Linked DNA regions of Homo sapiens: region 2 is linked to region 1. The links are chromatin loops, found by intact Hi-C in ENCODE. Cell type or tissue: breast epithelium. All regions are shown on one strand. Each heading gives the region's core, and the rest is flanking DNA. Links, peaks and the distances in the headings are about the cores only. Region 1 overlaps LOC124903677 (a long non-coding RNA gene). Region 2 has its middle 19 kb from the start of ZNF689.

What was found. Peaks named below come from ENCODE experiments on the same cell type or tissue, not always from the same donor. Only the 100,000 strongest peaks of a DNase experiment are listed, where the experiment ranks them.
Region 2: a loop joins it to region 1, with 3 times the contacts of the local background. A loop is called at or near these places in 24 of 110 quality-filtered maps.

The regions. Positions count from the first base shown.
Region 1 is chr16:30,543,538-30,546,338 of GRCh38, reverse strand. All of the region lies in intron 1 of LOC124903677 (a long non-coding RNA gene), which reads left to right. Among named protein-coding and RNA genes, the nearest start is that of ZNF747-DT, 9.9 kb to the right of the region's middle. In breast epithelium, for the core only: no CTCF peak of the experiment used is centred there; no DNase peak of the experiment used is centred there.
Region 2 is chr16:30,627,579-30,630,379 of GRCh38, reverse strand. No RefSeq gene overlaps it. Among named protein-coding and RNA genes, the nearest start is that of ZNF689, 19 kb to the right of the region's middle. In breast epithelium, for the core only: a CTCF peak has its summit at 1,431 (motif pointing right); a DNase peak (open chromatin) is centred at 1,439; H3K4me3 peaks cover 491 bases; H3K27ac peaks cover 463 bases.

The sequences.
Region 1 (2,801 bases), core at 3-2,502:
CTCCACCCCTCACCCGCTCTTGGGCCCAACATGTTCAGCAACCAGCTCCCTTACTTCCCCTTCAGGAAGCAGCAGGAGCTGAAAGTATTGTTAGAGTTTATGTTCCCTTCTCCCTCACTGATCTCTCTGTAATTAACAAAAGACTTGGTTCATTTCCAGAAGACCCTACCTCTTATATTAGGAAGTTTCAGTACCTTACCCAGTCTTATGAACTAACCTAGCATAACCCCTACATCATCCTCTCTTCTACCCTCACCCCAGAAGACCGAGACCATAACTGGACCCTAGATCAGGCACATGCTGATACCATTCATCACCAGGCTCCTGCCCAGCCTACTGGTGCAAAGGCAGTCCCCAACCAGGACCACCCTAGGATTATCAAGACGGGGCCTCTGGACGCCACCATTGAGACCACATGATTGTATGTCTCTTTACAGGACTCCAAAAGTTTGCCTATAAAGCGGTAAACTATAAAAAACTTTCAGAAATCACCCAAGGTTCCTAACGAAAACCCAGCCCTTTTTCTCTCTGATTTAACTGAAGCCATGAGAAAATATACCAACCCAGACCCAGCCAGCCCAAAAAGAAACACTATTTTAAACCTTCAGTTTGTCTCCCAATATTTTAAACCTTCAGTTCATCTCCCAATCCACTCCCAATATTTGATGCAAGTTTCAGAAGCTTGACAATGGCCCTCAAACCCCACAATGAGACCTTCTTAATTTAGCCTTCAAAATCTTTAACAATCATAATGAGGAAAATAAAAGGCAAAAACAGGCAAAGTTTCAAATGCTTGCCTTTGCCATTAGAGGCCCTGCAGGCCCACGGGACCGCAGCTCCACATGGAAGCCTCCTAACAATTCACTTCCACCTGGCACCTGTTCCAAGTGTGGCAATAAAGGCCACTGGTCCAGACAATGCCCAAACCCAGGAAAGCCCACCAGGCCATGCCCCCTCTGTGGAGGACCCCACTGGAAGTCAGACTGTGAGTGGCCCCAGCAAGGACTGCCCCCATCCCCTCCTGAGCCAGCCAAAACCTCCTACTCGGATTTCATCGGCCTTGCCACTGAAGACTTGACGGTGCCCTGGAATGAACGCCCCCAGCAACTACCATCTCTTCATTCAAGCCAAAATAACCCTAATGGTGGCAAATGGGCCAGTATATATATTTTTTAAATTAATACCGGGACAAACTACTCTGCTTTACCTAATTTTTCAGGACCCACCCAGTCCTCCCAGGTCTCTGTTGTAGGAATTGATGGACAAGTCACCAAACCCCGAGCCACCCCTCCACTCTTCTGCTCCCTGCACAGTTTTTCCTTCACTCACTCTTCCTTAGTCCTGCCCTCATGTCCAACTCCGCTCCTGGGCAGAGATACCCTTTTCAAAACTCCACACTATTCTCCACCTCCATGGTAACCTACTTAGAAATTCAACTTCCCCTGGGGCCTGGACTGTGACCCCAGCCTGAGCAGCATTAATAATCTACCCCCCGCGCTCTTCCAAACGAGAAATCCTTTCCTTCCCAGGGTTAGCAGGCTTCTTTAGAATATGGATTCTCAACTTTACCCTCCTAGCTTGCCCCCTCTATAAAGCGGCCAAACACCCTCTCGATGAACCCCTAAAACCCTCACATAACATACTCCCCAGCTTCTACAAACTCAAAACCGCTCGTCACTGCACCAACTCTGTCCTTACCTATTATCTCCCAACCTTTCACTCTCCATACTTCCAAAAACTGAGGAATAACCCTCGATGTCTTAGGACAACAGGAAAAAAATCCTCCTTCTTTTGCCCCTGTAACTTACCTCTCTAAACAACTAGATGACACAGTCAAAGGGTGGCCAACCTGCCTTAAAGCACTAGCAGTGGTGGCCATTTTAGCTCTAAAAAGCAGGAAACTAACTTTCAGCCAGAATACCACCGTCTGCAGTCCTCATAATCTACAAGATCTCCTCTCCTCCTGAGCATTAGGCTCCCTTTCTCCTTCATGGATTCAATCACTCCATGCCTTTTTTTTTTTTTTTTTTGAGATGGAGTTTCGCTCTTGCCTCAGTGTCTTGCATAGCTGGGATTACAGGCGTGTGCCACCACGCCTGGCTAATTTTTGTATTTTTAGTAGAGAGGGGGTTTCACCATGTTGGCCAGGCTGGTCCCGAACTCTTGACCTCAGGTGATCCACCCGCCTCAGCCTCCCAAAGTGCTAGGATTACAGGCGTCAACCACCGCGCCCGGCTTACTCCATGCCTTCTTTATCGAAAATCCCAAATTCAGTCTTTTCAAAAGTGCTCCCCTCAACCCAGCATCCTTACTCCCTGTATCTTCTTCCCCTTCTACTCATTCTTATACTAACATCCTAGATCACCTGCAGCCACACTTTCTAAACATTTCCTCCCAGCCTCTCACCAACCCCAATGACCAGCTATTTATAGATAGCTCCTCTTCCGTACCCACTGGCTCCCCCAAAATTGCTGGGTATGCAGTTGTTTTCCTTGGCCGAGTAATTGAAGCTAAACCCCTACCTCCAGGAACCTCCTCTATCCCTCCTCTCCACAATATACAATGCAATCCCTGCCTCAGCCTGTAACTGGACTTCCACCCAAGTAACCTACCATCCCGAAATCCTCATTAACAGCCCCCTCGAACTCGACATGCAGGCATTAACAGAAATCTCCCCTCAGTTAGCTAATGAGTTGGGTCCAGCTGTTACAACCTTACATCCCTATTTACGCAACCTATCCCCCTACCACAGCTGTGATAAACCCGTATTAGGAGCCATAACAACCCACAAAATCTTATCC
Region 2 (2,801 bases), core at 37-2,536, 84 kb before region 1:
CTTGAGCCCTGAAGTTCGAGACCAGCCTGGGCAACATGATGAAACCAGGTCCCTACAAAAAATGCAAAAATTAGCCGGGCATGGTGGTGCATGCCTGTAGTCCTAGCTCCTTGGTAGGCTGAGGTGGGAGGATCACTTGACCCTAGGAAGTCGAGGCTGCAGTGAACTGTGATTGCACCACTACACTGCAGCCTAGCGATGGAGTGAGACCCTGTGTCTGTCTCTGTCTCTCTCTCTCACACACACACATGCACGCACACACACACACACAGTAGCACGAGTTGGGATCTCAGTTTTTTTATCCAGATTGAGGGTAATATCTTCTAGAAGTCTAAATGAATCAGCCTGAGAGAGTGATGGAAATGGGAGATACCCTAATAGCCAAGGAATGGAACACTGAAGCTGACTGTACTTCTATTGATGGCTGTTGTGATATCTGTTCTTCTTGGTTTAAAAGAATTTAGACAAGAGACACAACAAAAAAAGTGTAGCATATAGTAATTTATTGCAAAAGAAAAAATATTTTGTAAGTTAGATGCCACAGCCTGGGCAACCCGTTTCTACTAAGAATAGAAAAATTAGCTGTGTGTGGTGGCACACACCTGTAGTCCCAGATACTCGGGAGGCTGAGGTGGGAGGATTGCTTGAGCCCGGGATGCGGAGGTTGTAGTGAGGTGAGATCGCATCTCTGCACTCCAGCCTGGGTGACAGAGCGAGACTCTGTCTCAAAGAAAAAAAAAAGTTAGGTGCAGAATAGACAGGACATCCTGAGAGCGTGAGGATTCTGGGCGGGCTGCTGGTAAGGATGAGACAGCAAAGACTGACACTAGGAAGAGTCCCTTTATGGGAGTCTTACACGATTATTCATAAGGGGATGGGAAGAGGTGTCACTAGTAAGCTTGTTCTGGGTGGTCCTCTGGGTGCACATGCACAGTAGCTGTACATGCTTGTTCATTCCTCGTCATTCAGCATCTTAAATCTCCACCCAGGGGTGTGTTTTTACTATTATAATGAGGAAAGGATCAGTTTGAGGACGGGTAAAATGAAAATGTGCATGCTCTCTAGACGGGACAGTCCCTACTGAAGATAGCTTTGCTTGAATGAGCTCAATTACAATGCGAATGCTGAGGCTTATTATGTTGGTCACCACGGCCGCTGCATCCCAAGAACATGATCATCAACCTTCAAGGCTTCTCCAAGAATGTATACTGTAGTGTGTCTCACTGCTTAGAGATAGCAGAACATACTAGGAAGCAGCCTTCTTGTTGGCCAAGCTCTATCTCCCTCAGATAACCCTTTGGAAATAACTGCCTACCATAGACCCCATACTTGACACAGGTAATGCATTTAAATCTCACATGACATTTCTGTGAAATAGGTAGCATGATCCCAGCTTCACAGATGAACCCCTCACTTGCTTACTTCCAACAGCTGCCGCCAGGTGGAGCCAGGGTTCAAAGGAGGTTCTGATTCCAAGGCCTGACCTCTTCCCTCTGAACTACGAATGAACCTATTCCATTTCCTGTGCCTCATAGCCTGTAAAGGGGGTGAATTATGGAATGAGGGTCCGCTGTACGCCTCTAGGAGTAAAAAGACAATCTGTTCCTTTGGGTGGAGGAGAAGCACCGAGGAAAGAGTAAAGCAAAGACAATCGTTTTCTTTTTTCTTTTTTTTATTGAGACGGAGTTTCCCTCTGTCGCCCAGGCTGGAGTGCGGTGGCCCGATTTCGGCTCACTGCAACCTCCACCTCCCAGGTTCAAGCGATTCTCCTGCCTCAGTCTCCCGAGTAGCTGGGACTACAGGTGCGCACCACCACGCCCAGCTAATTTTTTTTTTTTTTTTTTTTTTGAGACAGAGTCTCGCTCTGTCTCTCAGGCTGGAGTGCAGTAGCGCGATCTCGGCTCACTGCAAGCTCCGCCTCCCGGGTTCACGCCATTCTCTTGCCTCAGCCTCCCAAGTAGCTGGGACTATAGGCGCCCGCCACCACGATCGGCTAATTTTTTGTATTTTTAGTAGAGACGGGGTTTCACCATGTTAGCCAGGATGGTCTCGATCTCCTGACCTCGTGCTCCGCCCATCTTGGCCTCCCAAATGATGGGATTACAGGCATGAGCCACCGTGCCTGGCTGAGACTCTACTTTCAATTCTTTTGCCTAGTACCTGGAATTGCCAGATCATATCGTAATTCTGTGTTTCTGCTTTTACTTTTTTGAGAAACTACTATATTGTTTTCCACAATAGCTGCACCATTTTTGCATTCCCATCAACAGTGCACAAGAGTTTCAATTTCTCCACATTATCATCAGCACTTATTTCTGAGTGTTAATAGTTCTTTTTTTTTTTTTTTAAGACGGAGTCTTGCTCTGTCACCGAGGCTGGAGTGCAGTGGTGTGATCTCGGCTCACTGCAACCTCCACCTCCCGGGTTCGAGCAATTCTCCTAACTCAGCCTCCTGAGTAGCTGGGATTACAGGTGCCGGCCACCACGCCCGGCTAATTTTTGTATTTTTAGTAGAGACGGGGTTTCACCATGTTGGCCAGGCCAGTCTCAAACTCCTGACCTTGTGATCCGCCCGCCTCGGCCTCCCAAAGTGTTGGGATTACAGGCATGAGCCACGGTACCTGGCTTGATGTTTCTAATAGTTGCCATTATAATGAAGGTGAGGAAAGTATATATTTTTGAATATTGACCACAGCCTCACCCTAATCATCCCTGCTGAAAACAATTGCTTTATTAATTTGTTTGTTTGTTTTATTTGAGAGACAGGGTCTCCCTTAGTTGCCCAGGCTGGAATGCAGTGG